2 separate regions of the Homo sapiens genome follow, and region 2 is linked to region 1. The links are chromatin loops, found by intact Hi-C in ENCODE. Cell type or tissue: heart right ventricle. All regions are shown on one strand. Region 1 overlaps CFAP251 (cilia and flagella associated protein 251). Region 2 overlaps MLXIP (MLX interacting protein).

What was found. Hi-C counts contacts between places; a loop is a spot of excess contacts. Peaks named below come from ENCODE experiments on the same cell type or tissue, not always from the same donor. Only the 100,000 strongest peaks of a DNase experiment are listed, where the experiment ranks them.
Region 2: it touches region 1 in a loop (2.8-fold over the local background); 4 of 110 quality-filtered maps call a loop at or near these places.

Annotation. Positions count from the first base shown.
Region 1 is chr12:121,951,243-121,959,242 of GRCh38, reverse strand. It overlaps CFAP251 (cilia and flagella associated protein 251), which reads right to left. Exons shown (of 22, transcript NM_144668.6): 9 at 7,713-7,763; 10 at 4,909-5,123; 11 at 1,975-2,169; 12 at 721-971; 13 at 149-300. Among named protein-coding and RNA genes, the nearest start is that of CFAP251, 37 kb to the right of the region's middle. RefSeq lists enhancers at 1-519, 520-1,039. In heart right ventricle, a CTCF peak has its summit at 3,302 (motif pointing left); no DNase peak of the experiment used is centred here.
Region 2 is chr12:122,119,119-122,127,118 of GRCh38, reverse strand. All of the region lies in intron 1 of MLXIP (MLX interacting protein), which reads right to left. Among named protein-coding and RNA genes, the nearest start is that of MLXIP, 44 kb to the right of the region's middle. RefSeq lists enhancers at 1-69, 70-582. In heart right ventricle, a CTCF peak has its summit at 3,739 (motif pointing right); a DNase peak (open chromatin) is centred at 3,758; H3K4me3 peaks cover 274 bases; H3K27ac peaks cover 1,553 bases.

The DNA of each region.
Region 1 (8,000 bases):
CTGGTCTTGAATTCCTGTCCTCCAATGATCCTCCCACCTCGGCCTCCCAAATCATTGGGATTACAGGTGTTAGCTACTATGTCTGGCCTCTTTTGGTTTCAAATAAAATTGCTAAGCCACTGGATGGGTTGTCCATGAAAATACTTACAGCAGTTGCCATATACTGGGAGTCATGGGAAAAGCTTATATGAGTCACACTGGTTCTGGAATATTTGAAAGGCTCTGGGCTTTCATTTTCTAAAGACATTGCATCAAGAATGTAAACTGTCCCCTCTGTAAAGCCAGCTCCAAGAAGGGCTCCTGAAATGACAAGCCAGAGAACGATGGAAAAGGATTACATTCATTCAAGAGATGTTGAGTCTGTGCCAGGCTTTGTTCTGGGTGCGGAGAAGACAGCAACTAACACAACAAAGCTCCCGTGCGGAGAAATGAACCGAAACGCGTGATCTCCTGGGGTGAGCGCGCAGAGACGCACAGATAGGCCCAGGACACCGCGGGAGCCCCAGAGAGAAGGCGCCTCATCCAGCCTGCTGGGGTGAGCGCGCAGAGACGCACAGATAGGCCCAGAACACCACGGGAGCCCCAGAGAGAAGGCGCCTCATCCAGCCTGCTGGGGGCTGGAGTCGGGGAGACTTCCTGGAGCTATGCCAGCCCAGGTGCATCCATCCCTTTCAGGGCTGTCCATGTGGAACCGATGGTAGGCTGATAAGATGAAAATACCTTCGGGGTTGTAGGTCAGACTCTGGACTCCAAGCCCCTTCTCAAAAACCCTGCTGAAAAGATATTGTTTGTTTTCATAATTCCACACTTTGATCATCCCACAGATGCTCCCGATGGCAATGAGGGGTTGATATGGGTGGCAGGAGATGGCACAAATGGCATCCTTGGGCTCTACAAATAACTTCTCAAGTTTGGTCCCATCTGTTGTTAAGTGGTACACCGCGGCATCAGATGTTCCAATGATAAAATTCCTGTTTGCCAAGGAGAGACCAAACAATATCAGTGTTTGCAGGGAATGGGGCATGCCAGCTATTCTGCTTCTAATTGCACATAAAACGCCTCTGTCGTCTGTAATTTAGTGACATTATTAACCCAACATTTCCAAAAATATACCACCAATACCCAACAGCCTCCATTTGCAAGTGAAAAAGCCCACTTTTCTCCATGTAAATTGAGTCATTAAGTATGCAGATGGACAGTCAGTTGTACAATTAGCTAATCTGCACATGCAAATATTCATTTGTGTATGCAAATATGGAGTTTGGTGCACACATACAGATGTGCCTGTAACTACTGCAAGGGTAATTAAGCAGACTCACAGATAATTCGGTCTTGAAATGTTATGGCTATTAATTATCCAGTGCCTTTAACTGCAGTGGCTAGGACAAGCTCAGCTTAGAGAAAAGAGACCAACCTGCAGCAAAAGACTCCAGACTCAACAGAGGTGAGAGATCAGGGATCAGGACTTTACAGCTTCCAGTTACTAAAGAGTCTTAATATTAAAGTCATGTTTCATTAATTTTTTTTTTTTTTTTTTTTGAGACAGAGTCTCGCTCTGTCGCCCAGGCTGGAGTAGAGTGGCGCTATCTCAGCTCACTGCAAGCTCCGTCTCCCGGGTTCACACCATTCTCCTGCCTCAGCCTCCCGAGTAGCTGGGACTACAGGCACCCGTCACCACGCCCGGCTAATTTTTTGTATTTTTAATAGAGACGGGGTTTCACCATGTTAGCCAGGATGGTCTCGATCTCCTGACCTCGTGATCCACCCGCCTTGGCCTCCCAAAGTGCTGGGATTACAGGCGTGAGCCACCACGCCCGGCCTTATGTTTCATTAATTTTTTAAATGATCCAGTGGTTATCACAATCAGCCAGGGAGATATCCCAGGAACAACACGAACCTCCCACTGTATGCAAACTAAAGAAGACAGTGATCATTTTTCAACCATTCTAATGACTAGATTCATTAACAACTTACCTTAAGACAAAAAGGTCACCTTTTAAAGTGCAGTCAGGAGGATAGTTTGATTTTTCAGTAGGAGGAGTTGCTGGGGTCTTTGAAAAGGACAGAGTTCTTATGGCGCCCAGTTTCAAGTGACTGTACCAGTTAACAATAGACAGGGTGTGATCATAGAACTTAATGTTCCCCTTAATGTCACCTGTGACAATGTAGCTGAAATGGAGAATAACATCAGTTTTGCAAATAGCAATAATAACAAGTAGCATCTATATAATACCTAATTATATGTCAGGCTCTGGATTCTGGGGCATTGCAAAAACTTAATTTAATACTCCCAACGAGAATGATTTTACTGTTATCCCAATTTACATCTAGGAAACTAACTTTCAGAGAGTTAAGAAATTTGCTCAGGGCATTGTGTTGCCAGATTTAGCAGGTAACAATACAGATACCCAGTTACTTTGAAAATTTGCATTAAAAAAATTTAGTGTAGCTGGGTGTGGTGGCTCATGTCTGTAGTCCCAGCACTTTGGGAGGCCAAGTCGGGTGGATCACCTGAGGTCAGGAGTTCGAGACCAGTCTGGCCAACATGGTGAAACCCCGCCTCTACTAAAAATACAAAAATTAGTCAGGTGTGGTGGTGTGCACCTGTAATCCCAGCTACTCGGGAGGCTGAGGCAGGAGAATCGCTTGAACATGGAAGGCGGAGCTTGCAGTGAGCCGAGATTGCATCATTGCACTCCAGCCTGGGTGACAAGCACAAAACTCCGTCTCAAAAAACAAAACAGACAAACAAACAAAAAATTTAGTGTAAGTACATCCCATATATTGCATGGGACATACTTATACCTGGCAATTTTATCAGGGCCATGTGGCTTGACTATGCAAGGAACCCAGGTATATCTAAAGCAAAGTCCATGCTCTCTGCTAGTTCTTCCCTGCCCTCCAAGATCAGCCATACGCAATGGAGGTGGACAAGGATTTACACTCCCCATATAACTACAGATGACAATGGAGAGAATCGCTTCACCAGCCCTCTGAAATCATGCAGGCTGGCAATGGGACACTAGCCACTTTACAGGAAGGCACTACTGTTAGTGTGATCATAAAACCCTGTCCAGTCATCACGGCAGAAGGCAGTGCCACGTGACAAAATGGCTTTCATTTCCAGTCCTTGGATCCATCCCAAATGGGCTTTTTAAAAAAGACTTTGACATAATTCTAATCACGGGGGGCAGATGAGGAGGATTTTTCTCTTACATATGCAGAGTGGTTAAATGAGGTTTCTGATTAATAAGCAAGGCAGGTGGGCTAATTGGCTTGAACATCTGTCCCTGCCCTCTGCTGGACAGAAGCAGCAATACTGACCAAGTATTTCCAGAGACCTTTTCCTTCTTGGACTCCCAGGTCCTGACTGGGTTTTATTAACTTGGAGAACCCAGGCCTGGTCTCCACTGGATCCTAAACCCCAACCGATTAAAGGTTGATTGCATGGCCAACTGCAGTTCTCCTATCTTCTCGCTCCACTGAGTGAGGGTGACAATTTGCATTTCTCTTTGTAAAACCATGTCAAGACCTCATTGTTCCCCTGCATCGAAAGAAAGGCGAATGGAAGCAAATGGGCATTTTGAAAGCAGATGGCCCAGTGACTCTAACCATATGGGTAGCGTCCCCATCACTAGGCAATTTTCTCCACACCTTCGGGAACTTCTCTCACACACTGACGATGGCCACCATTTACCTAGGGTTCCCCTGCACCAAGCATGTGCATCCATATCTCGTGAAATCCTCATAAAACCACTCTGAGAGAAATAGTACTGTTATGCCCATTTTACAGATGAAGAAATAGAGGCTCAACAAGGTTAAGTTCCTTGCTCAAGGTCACTCAGCAAGGAAGGGACCCAGCTGAAATGAGAACTCTGTCTTAATTAAGACAGAGTTTTGATGCATTTGATCTTCTCACAATGGGTAAATATTATTTTTGTTTTGTTTTGAGACCGAGTCTCACTCTGTCGCCCAGACTGGAGTGCAGTGGTGAGATCTTGGCTCACTGCAACCTCTGCCTCCTGGGTTCAAGTGATTCTCATGCCTCAGCTTCCCAAGATGCTGGGATTACAGCCGCACACCACCACACCTGCCTAATTTTTGTATTTTTAGTAGAGACAGGGTTTCACCATGTTGGCCAGGCTGGTCTCAAACTCCTGAGGCCACCCGCCTCGGCCTCCCAAAATGCTGGGATTACAGGCGTGAGCCACCGCTCCCAGCTGTAAATGTTATCTTGTAATCAGACAAAAATAATACAGCTATTCAAATTATTTTCTTACATTTAATGCATGTAAAATGTTGGGTGCAAAATCCATCCAATTAGCACAGAAGAAAAAATCTAGTTCCTTTTTGTTTCATCGACACAAAGGGATTTTTTAAACATAATGCATACTCATGATTTTTTTAAAAATCCAATTAGTATAAATGGAACTATAAAAAGAAGTAAATCCACCCCCATCCCTGATCTTAGTTCTCAGTTCTTTTCCTCAGAGGCAACCAATGTTCCCAGTTCATTATGATTCTCCCCAGAATACTTTATGCTATACAAAATATGCATATACATCCAAAAGAGGTTTTTTTTTTTTTTTTTTTTTTTTTTTTTTTTAAGACAGGAGGGTCTCACTCTAACACCCAGTCTGGAGCACAGTGGCAATGATAGCTCATTGCAGCCTCGAACTCCTGGGCTCAAGCAATCCTCCCATCTCTCTCTCTTTGTTTTTTGGTAGAGATAGGGTCTCACTATGTTGCCCAGGCTGGTCTTGAACTTCTGGCCTCATGTGATCCTCCCACCTCAGCCTCCCAAAGAACTGAAATTAGAGGTGTAAGCCACTGTGCCCAACCTCCCATAACAATTTTAAAATATTTTTATAATTATCCATAGTTATCTTTTAATTAAGTTAAAATTACCTATCAATTGTGGTAAGTACCGTGATACCCTCTTTCTGCAAATGAACCAATTTACAAGGCTTGATATAGGGAAAGCCCAAAAAGGTGGAGGCAGATGAGGGTGGGCGGTGTATGTCCCAGACAACCAGCTTCCCTTCCATTGTGGCTGAGAGTATTTGTGTTAAATTCAAGTGAAAGATGGACTGGCTAAACTTTCCCACAAGCTTGTTGAAGGTCTGTTTCAAAAGAAAGGTTATAGTTACTGTTGGTAATAAATATAAAACAAAGCATTTATCAATACGATATTTTATAATGCTATGCTGAAATATAGTGAGAAAAAGAGAAAGAAAAAGAAAACAATCACTAAAACCGTCTCCCATGAATTGCCATGGTCCAGGCAGTTCTGAACCTCTGGAAGTTTGCTAAGAGCAAGTGAAGGGTTATGTACTCTGTTCAATTACATTGTTTGTTTAAAGCAAACGAGAGAGTGGTTAATCACTGTTTATACCTGTTAAACTTCTCTTATGGAGGTTTCAGAGACTGGTGAAGAAACTAATGCCTGTTGTGAGTCAAAGCATGCTCTGGTTATAAAATAGCATAAAATAATTATCCCAGCCTCCTTTTATCATAAGGTATTTTCCCATCAGTAGAAAATATTTAAGCACTGTACATAGAAATGCCCTATTCTCTATGCTGCCCGATTCTCTAATAATACAGAGAAGATCCTAAGGTTTACCTCTTCTGACTTGAACACAAGAGGAATAGTAAAATAATGATTAGTCAAACAAGAGCACCAAGTTCTTTCTAAGAGCAGCACTGTTTCAATACATTTTTATCATTTCAAATGGCTCATTATTTGTGGATTCTGTATTTGCGAATTTACCTACTTTAAGAATTGATTTGTAATCCCAAAATCAATACTTGCAGCACTCTCACGGTCATTTGCAGAAGTGCATGTGCAGTGTGACAAATAATTTTACTCACTCAACATGCACATTTCCAGTTGAGGGCAGGCAGGGCAATGCTCCGCCTTCTTGTCTCAGCTCTGACTATAAACAAGTGTCCTTTTCATGGTCTATTTAGTGCCATGTTGTTTGCATTTTTGGTTGTTTGCATTTTTCTTGGTGATTTTAGTATTTAAATTGACCCTGAAACATAGTGCTGAAGTGCTGGCTAGTGTTCCTAAGCAAAAGAATGCTGTGATGTGCTTTATGGAGAAAATATGTAGGTTAGATGAGTTTTGTTCAAGTCATGAGTTATAGTGCTGTTGGCCATGAGTTCAATGTTAATGAATCAATGTTATATATTAAATAAAGTGTCTTTAAATAGAAATACACATAAAACAAGCTTATGTATTGATCAATTGGTGAAAATGTGACCAGAGGCTCACAGAAACCTACCCCTATATTTCCCTTAAGAGCAATAGTTAAGTATCTGCTAATTTGGTGTTTACAGAGACTTTATATAACATAACTACCAACAATAATGAGAACTGATGGTATTTTTTAGTACTTTCATTTATGAAAAACAAGTCTGCAGACAGAATAATCTCATTGTGCCCATCCATCTCAACTTTTTATTTTTTGTTTTTGTCTTTTGGCATGCCCTCTTAAATAAATTTCTACAAATCATACCGAGAGAGAAGCAAGTATGCAGAAAACTCATCATCAGGTGCTCCCTGAGAGCAGGTTACATGGGCAGCAAATGCAGAAAATGCTACAGGAGACGACTCAAGTTCCACCTCAGACACAAGAGCTTGCGGCAAGCAGGCAAGATAAAATGTTTTCTCAACATCTGGTTCACCTCCCTCTTATTGGCTCTCAAACATCTAAATACCTAATATCATGTATTATTCTGAAACTGAGCAGCTTTATAAGGGATCCACTCATGTTCAACGACTTTACTTACACTGTTTCATTCATTTTTTTTTTTTTTATATACAGGGTCTTGTTCTGTTGCCCAGGCTGGAATGCAGTGGCACAAACACAGCTCACTGTAGCCTTGACCACCTGGGCTCAAGTGATCCTCCCACCTCAGCCTCCCGAGTAGCTGGGACCACAGACTCATACCACCCTGGCTGGCAATTTTTTTTTTTTTTTTTTTTTTTTTTTTTTTAGTAGAAACGAAGTCTAGCCTGTGTTGCCCAGGCTGGTCTCAAACTCCTGAGCTCAAGTGATCCTCTCACCTCAGTCTCCCAAAGTGTTGGGATTACAGATGAGAGCCACTGCACCCCCACAACTTTCATTCCTTGTCAATATGCACATACACATTCTAAAAGCCATCACGTTTTTATATTTTCTCACAGCAATAACTCTTTGTATAACATTTTATTAGGGCCAGGTGCAGTGGCTCACGCCTGTAATCCCAGCACTTTGGGAGGCTGAGGTAGGTGGATCATAAGGTCAGGAGATCAAGACCATCCTGGCTAACACAGTGAAACCCCGTCTCTACTAAAAAAAAATACAAAAAATTAGCCGGGCGTGGTGGCAGGCGCCTGTAGTCCCAGCTACTCGGGAGGCTGAGGCAGAAGAATGGCGTGAACCCGGGAGGCAGAGCTTGCAGTGAGCCAAGATCACGCCACTGCACGCCAGCCTGGGCGACAGAGCAAGACTCCGTCTCAAAAAAAAAAATTATTTTTAACAATACTTACATGATTTTCAACTGACAATTCAATATGTATACAGGACCCAAGTAAAATTTTTCAAATTATTTCCCAGTAGCTTAATATCAAGATGTACAAAGAGTAGCCCGAAGCAGCTAAGCTTGCACATAAATATTTATTCTCCACAAAATCTGATGGACAAAAATGCAATAGGCATACTCACTTTTTCAGTTAAAAGTGGGGCACTGTGAGCCAGTGTATCCCTCTCTTCATACTGATAAGAGGAAAAAATAATCACTACTCAAAAAGACCCAGTTTCCAAAGGAAGAACGGCATTAATAATAAAAGCAAAACAAATACATCTAAACAAGGTCAGAAATTTGCAGTTTCTACAGGTAAGAGAACTTGCTGTCTTGGGAAATATCTAAAAACATTCTGAAAGAAAAGCAAATACATAAAAAATATAAAAAATGCCACAAATGATTATGACTTTTTTTTTCTTGAGATGGAG
Region 2 (8,000 bases), 170 kb before region 1:
AGGTCACTGGGGGATTTCTTCAGAGCCACACAGGGCAGGGCATGGTGGGGATACTGTCAGGGCGCGGAGGGCAGGACTGGCCGTGGGGGTTTTGCAGCCTTGGAGCCACCCACCAATATCTGTTGAAGGGACTTTAACCCAAACACCTCTGCAGAGGGCTGCTGGGAGGATTCCATGAACCAGACTAACAAACTGAACACTGGGCATGCAGTGAGTGCCCTCCAGGAGGAGCAAAGGTTACATTTGGGCTGTTCATTGTTATTCACATTTGACCAGCCTCCCTTCCTGGATTCAAAGTCATTCTTGTTTCCAGAGAGGGGCAGACCAAGGGCAGTCATGGGTCACACAGCAACTGGTGTGTGCGGTGGCAGCATGTGGGGTTCACTACATTCTTCCGTCTACTTTGGCATATCCTACAAATTTTCCATAACTAAAAATTAGAAGAAATCTGTTGACCACAGAGTGCAAACCAGGCTCCTGTGACCTGGTCGTGGCCTGCCTGCTTTGCCACCAGCCCCCACGAGGCATTCACAATCCAAGTACCCGAGCATCCCACTGGCCTGAGTGCCTGCAGGGCAGGGCCTATTCTGCCTCCCAGAGCCTCTGACATGGTCCTCACTCTTGATGGCCCTCCACTCAGCCACCTCCTAATCCTTCAAGATGCTGCCCCCGACACCATCTCCTCTGAGCTGGCCTGGCCTCTCCCAGGCTGCTGCTGATTCCTTCAGGGCCCCTCTGCTCTCCTCCACTCGGGGACGGTCTCACGGGAGCTCTTATGTAGTAGTGTCTGCACACAAGCACCTTTCCCTGTTGACACTGCAGCTCCTCTAGGGAGGACGTTTGGTGGCTTGGCACATAGTAGGGGCTCAATTAACAATTCTTCATTCAATAAGTCCAGAGCACTTGTAAACCCAGCCTCCCTGGTGGCACAGCTGTCTTGGGCAGCTCAGTTTTCCAAGTGCTAGGCCGGGAGCCATCTCTGGGCAGCCCGCATAGGGTTTCTCTTTTTCAGATGGCTTGAGATGGGCAAGGCACTATTTCTGGTCCATATCACAGTGCGGCTGTGGAGGTTTGATCTGACCACAGGCCACAGCCCTGCCCCTTCTCCAGTCCCACTCAGAAAGGCCACGTGGCAAGCCGAGATTTGCCAACAGTAGCTGCAGTCTTCACAGGAGGCGCCTGAGCAGCAAACATTCTGTGAACCTGGAACCTGCCCTGGAAGGCAGATGCCCTGGCTGTGCCCCTGGCAGGACCCTTGTGCCTATCCCCACCCAAACCCCCAAGGAGCCCAGGCTTTGGGCAATACAGGCCAGAAGGTTATGACTCCCCCAGAAAAATGTCACAGTGCATCCTCTCAGCACACAAGAGACACGCAGACAGCAGCAGCCTCTGCACAACGGGTCAGGGACTCAGAGTAGTCACACACCTTCCTTCCTTCCTTCTCTCCCAAGTTCAAAGGCTCATCTAACCCACCTCCATGCTGATGGCCTGGCCTCACCGGTGGTACAGCAGGCAGCTACGGAATCAGACAGCCACTGCTGTGTCATGGCGTACCTGCTGCCTACCACAGCAGTGCCCTGGGTAAAATCAGAATGACGCCTCCTCCTCTAGAGTGTGTTAATAAGGACTAAATGAAAGCACATTTGGGTACAGTAAAATACACACACACATACATGTTTAGACACACACACAACTGGTAAACCCTAAAGCAAACACAAAGATATTAATAACAATCTCAATGATCTAGGGTTAAGTTATTACTGAAAGGAATAATTTTTTTTTTTTTTGAGATGGAGTCTCGCTCTGTTGCCCAGGCTGGAGTGCAGTGGCGAGATCTTGGCTCACTGCAACTTCCGCCTCCTGGCTTCAAGCGATTCTGCCGCCTCAGCCAACCGAGTAGCTGGGACTACAGGTGCCCACCACCACATCAGCCAAATTTTTGTTTGTTTTTGGAGATGGAGTTTCGCTCTTGTTGCCCAGGCTGGAGTGCAATGGCGCGACCTCAGCTCACGGCAACCTCTGCCTCCCGGGTTCAAGTGATTCTCCTGCCTCAGCCTCCTGTATAGCTGGGATTACAGGCATGCGCCACCACACCCAGCTAATTTTCTATTTTTAGTAGAGATGGGATTTCATCATGTTGGTCAGGCTGGTCTGGAACTCCTGACCTCAGCTGATCTGCCTGCCTCGGCCTCCCAAAGTGCTGGGATTACAGGCGTGAGCCACCAAGCCCGGCCTAATTTTTGTATTTTTAGTAGAGACAGGGTTTTACCACGTTCGTCAGGCTGGTTTTGAACCCCTGACCTCAAGTGATCCTCCCACCTCGGCCTCCAAAAGTGGTAGGATTACAGGCATGCACCACCGTGCCTGGCAAAAGGCATAATTAAAAAAAAAATTGTTTTGATTTTTATGAGTACATAGTAGGTACATATATTGAAGGGTATGATGTTTTTAACAACCCCCGCCCTGAAGTCCTTTCTCTTATGTTTGCCATATTGCCATGTGGTTCCTCTTTCTCCACAGGTGGAAAAGGTGACGCCGGTGCCCTCTGCCAACACCAGGAACAGAGACCTGGGCAGAGGTCAGCTCCGAGTGCCAGGCCAGCCCTGAGGGTGGGATTGCGTAGCTGCAGAAGCCTCATCTGCTCTGCACTGTGAAGAGCCGAGGACTGAGGGCGGGGGACGGCTGAGGAGGGGGACGGCTGAGGTGGGGGACGGCTGAGGGCGGGGGGGCGGCTGAGGTGGGGGACGGCTGAGGACGGGGGACGGCTGAGGAGGGGGACGGCTGAGGGTGGGGGGACGGCTGAGGAGGGGGACGGCTGAGGGCAGGGGGACGGCTGAGGTGGGGGACGGCTGAGGGCGGGGGGGCGGCTGAGGTGGGGGACGGCTGAGGGTGGGGGGACGGCTGAGGAGGGGGACAGCTGAGGGCGGGGGACGGCTGGGGCGGGGGACGGCTGAGGGTGGGGGACAGCTGAGGCGGGGAGGTTCCCCTCATGCAGCACGCCTTGGGTGGGAGCACACGTCATGCCTCTGTGCTCAGCGTCCTGAAGGGCAGATGGCTGTGGGCACAAGGTGGATAGCCAACCTGACCAGAGCAGTGAGGGGAGGCTTTCTGGAGGAAGTGGCGTTTAAGCAAAGGCCTAGTGGATAGGGAAAGCCAGCTCGACAAAGCCCACACAGTTCCTTCTGCCTGGCCTGTGGTGGCCCCAGTGAGCAGAACTCAGCCTGATCGAGGCAGTGAAAAGCCCTCAATGTGTGAACAGGGCATGGTGGCATGCGTCTGTAGTCCTAGCTACTGGGGAGACTGAGGCAGGAAGGTCGCTTGAGCCCAGGTGTTTGAGGTTGCAGTGAGCCATGATGGCACCAATGCACTCCAGCCTAAGTGAAAGAGCAAGACCGTCTCAGAAAACAAACAAACAAAAATAACCAACCAAAAAAGGGAGTCTGAAGGCAGGGGGTACAGCAGACAAAGCTGGAGGGCAGAGGGTGTCATACCAACAGCTTTAATCACACACAATGAGGGGAGCGGCAAGACGCAGGGAAATTTAGCCTTACAGGCTAGAAACCTCAAAGTTTAGTTTGAGGGTCCCCTCTTCTTCCTCTCCGTGAGCTGAAATGTTTCCCTTTTCTTTGGGTGTTTACGTCAAACACAGTCAGACTTCAGCAGCAACACAGAGACCAGAACTCCCAACTGGGATCACCGTTCCACCCCGAGTTTCGGTAATATCTCTATGACCAACAGGTGGCGCTCAAGAAACACAAAGAAGGGCGTCCAACTCAAAATCCAAACAAACCAGCCACGGCGGGCCGGAAAGGGTCGACGGCCTGCACCCCCAGCCCGCCCCCAAGGCAATTTCAAGTCAAGATCTGAGGAGGCAACGCGTGAAGTTCTGTGATGCCTCAGAAGGTGGCAAGGTGGCAATGAATGCGTCAGGTGTCACAAAGGAAGGGACACCCTGGACGACTCATGCCCAGAAACCCTGGGCAGGCTCCTGATGGGCCTGGCAGAGCTGTTAGGCTGTGCCCCGTCAATCTTCAAGGAGAGGAGCAGGGACATTTCCTACGCAGACCTCCACGGGGACCCTTCTTCACAGGGTACTCAGGAAAAGCTGCTCTAAAAGTCCCACAATGGGCCAGGTGCAGTGGCTCACGCCTGTAATCCCAGCACTTGGAGGGCTGAGGCGGGAGGATCACTTGAGCTCACGAGTTCCAGACCAGCCTGGGCAATATAACAAGACCTCGTCTCTTTAAAAAAAAAAAAAGAAAAAGAAAAGAAGGCCGGGCACGGTAGCTCACGCCTGTAATCCCACCACTTTGGGAGGCCGAGGCGGGTGTATCACGAGGTCAAGAGATCGAGACCATCCTGGCTAACATGGTGAAACCCCCGTCTCTACTAAAAATACAAAAAAAATTAGCCAGGCGTCGTGGTGGCGGGCGCCTGTACTCCCAGCTACTTGGGAGGCTGAGGCCGGAGAATGGCGTGAACCTGGGAGGCGGAGAGTACAGTGAGCCGAGATCGCATCACTGCACTCCAGCCCGGACGACAGAGCAAGACTCTGTCTCAAAAAAAAAAGAAAAAGAAAAAGAAAAAAGTAGCAGGGAGTGGTAGCCTGTGCCTGTGGTCCTGGCTACTTGGAAGGCTGAGGTGGGAGGATCCCTGGAGCCCAGGAGTTGGAGGGTGCAGTGAGCTATCATGGTGCCACTGCACCTCAGCCTGGGTGACAGAGAGAGACCCTGTCTAAAAATTTTTTTTACAAAGCCCACAAGGGAGCCTGCAGCAGTGGAGGGCAGCCCTCCCTGGCAGAGCCCCCAGGGAAGCACCGCCAGAAAGCGTCTGTGACTGGGGGGACTTCTGCTCCCCTAACTCATGCTGCCAGCTCAACATCTTCCAGACAAAGGTGACTGGGCTGTCTCTTAGTCTAACTTGGATTATGCTCCATTCCTTCTTTAAAGCAGACCAGAAACATGTTCTGACCATTTCTGCAAGACCACTGGCTTCCCCCAAGACACGCAATCCTCCTCTGGCCTCCACCTCCTGAACCCGCCCCTGCCATCTGCCCATCAGAACAGAGGTCAACTGCACTCACCCATTCGCTAGCCCTCTCCTCACCCTCTGTGGGAAGGCCATCGCCTAGGGTCGCCAGCACAGGGCCTGGCACGTGGGAGGTGTTTTAAATATGCAGTTATTAAATGAATGCTAAATTTTCCATGAAGAACAATCTTTACACCACCCTGCCACAGCTGCCCTTCCTAGAAGGCAGGTTCTTGACATGAAACAGGAAATTCACAGTACAACAAAGGTCTCTCTCAAAACTTTTCTTGGATGAAACTAGCAAACTATGAATTCCTCAGAGGGCTGGCAAGAGACTGCTTTGGAATGGAAGGAAATTAAATTGCAAGCCTTGCACAGACCAAGCTGGAAGTAAGAACAGGGGCAGGCAGAGAGGGCAGGCCGGGCATGGCCAGGTCAGGGGTCCCTAATTCTGTTCGGTCTGGCTGGGACGAACTCCTGACTCCTGCTCAGACCATTCTCTCCAAAAGAAAGCAGGCAGAGGCCGGGCACGGTGGCTCACACCTGTAATCTCAGCACTTTGGGAGGCCGAGGTGGGCAGATCACGAGGGTCAGGAGGGTCACGAGACCAGCCTGGCCAACATGGTGAAATCCTGTCTCTACTAAAAATACAAAAATTAGTCAGGCATGGTGGCACGTGCCTGTAATCCCAGCTACTCAGGAGGCTGAGACCTCGCCGCTGCACTCCAGCCTGGGCAGCAGAGCAAGACTCCATCTCAATTTAAAAAAAAAAAAAAAAAAAAAGGCTGGGCACAGTGGCTCGCGCCTGGAATTCCAGCACTTTGGGAGGCCGAGGCAGGCAGATCATGAGGTCAAGAGATCAAGACCATCCTGGCCAACATGGTGAAACTCCATCTCTACTAAAAATACAAAAATTAGCTGGGCATGGTGGCATGCATCTGTAGTCCCACCTACTTGGGAGGCTGAGGCAGGGGAATCGCTTGAACCTGGGAGGCGGAGGTTGCAGTGAGCCAAGATGGCACCACTGCATTCCAGCCTGGCGACAGAGTGAGACACCGTTTCAAAAAAAAAAAAAAAAAACCAAGCATGCAGAGGGCTCTGGGGCTATCGTTATAGGTCTCAGAACAGTGGTGGAGCCCATTCATTTGTTCATTCAACCATATTTGTTTGTCATGGGACAACGTTTCTTCACCATTCCTGGTGCTTCTTAGAGGGACACCCCTTAGCAAAACATCCCTGGCTTCCTCCCTACTCCCTGACAGACAGGTAGAGTGGGGCATCTCACAGTGAGTGCTGCAGGACAGGTACAATGAGTGCTGAAGAAGAACCTGGGCTGGGGTCGTTCCCTCCTTCCCCTGCTCCTGAAGAGGGGGTGGAGGTGGAAGGTCAGTCCAGGGTTCTCTTACAAGCCATATCCTCAGCTTGGTCAACAATAAAGGTAATATTTTGGCCACCATCTGCTGACTCTTTTTCTTGTAGTAAAATAAATATAAAATTTACCATTTTAACCATTTTAAAGTAGATGATTCAGTGCCATTAAGAACATTCACAATGTTTTATAACCAGCACCATTACCTAGTTCCCCACTTGTAATCCCAGCACTTTGAGGGGCCAAGGCAGGAGAACTGCTTGAGCCCAGGAGTTTGAGACTGGTCTGGGTAACGTAGTGAGAGACCACCATCTCCACAAAAAATCAGAAAATCAGCTGGGCTTGGTGGCATGTGCCTGTGGTCCTAGCTACTCAGAAGACTGAGATGGGAGGATTGCTCGAGCCCAGGAGGTCAAGGCTGCAGTGAGCCACTATTGTACCACTGCACTCCAGCCTGGGTGACAGGGCAAGACCCTGTCTCAAAAGAAGAAAAGAAAAGAGAAAAGAAAGAGAAGGGGAAGGAAGGGAAGAGAGAAAGAGAGAAGAAGGGGGGAGGGGGAAAGAAAGAAAAAAATATTCTCAGAACTTCATTACTTTCAAGGCAGAATCATATTCCATGTATAGATGGACCACATTCTGTTTATCCATCATCAGTAGGACACAGGTCGTATCCACCTTTGGGCTACAGCGAATAGCGCTGCTACAAAGTGATTCCTCCGTTTTACTTCCCAATCAGTTTAGAGCTCTGGTGGGGAAGAGTTCTCGTCACTAAGCTGGTGCTGGGGATAGAATGATGGGCAAAAACAATTGTGAGCCTTTTTGAAGGGCAAGCTGACAACTGCCCATCAACACTGTAACTGCACATCCCTGTGACCCACAAGCCCACTCCTAGGAAGTGATTCGACAGATCCACCTCACATGGGCACAAAGACGTGAAGAGAAGGACATTAAACTGCAGCACTGTTTGCGGCAGCAAAAGGTTGGAAATAACCTAGATATTCATCACAGGGAACCAGTCAAAACTGGCATATCGCCAGGCGCGGTGGCTCACGCCTGTAATCCCAGCACTTTGGGAGGCCGAGGAGGGTGGATCACAAGGTCAGGAGATCGAGACCATCCTGGCTAACACGGTGAAACCCCATCTCTACTAAAAATACAAAAAATTAGCCGGGTGTGGTGGCAGGTGCCTGTAGTCCCAGCTATTTGGGAGGCTGCGGCAGGAGAATGGCATGAACCTGGAAGGCGGAGCTTGCAGTGAGCTGAGATTGCGCCATTGCACTCCAGCCTGGGCGACACAGCGAGGCTCATCTCAAAAACAAAACAAAACAAAACAAAAAAACTGGCATATCTACACAGTGGAACACTACGGGGTAATTTTTAAAATAACACATTTCTATGTGGTAACACATAGGGAAGACCTACAAGATGCACTGTTAAGTGAAAAAACAAAAATAAAACCAAGGTACAAGATATATGGTATGGCTACCATTTGTTTTTCTTTTTTCTGTTTTTTTGTTTGTTTGTTTTGTTTTGTTTTGTTTTGTTTGTTTTTTTGAGACAGAGTCTCACTCTGTCGCCCAGGCTGGATTGTAGTGGCGCGATC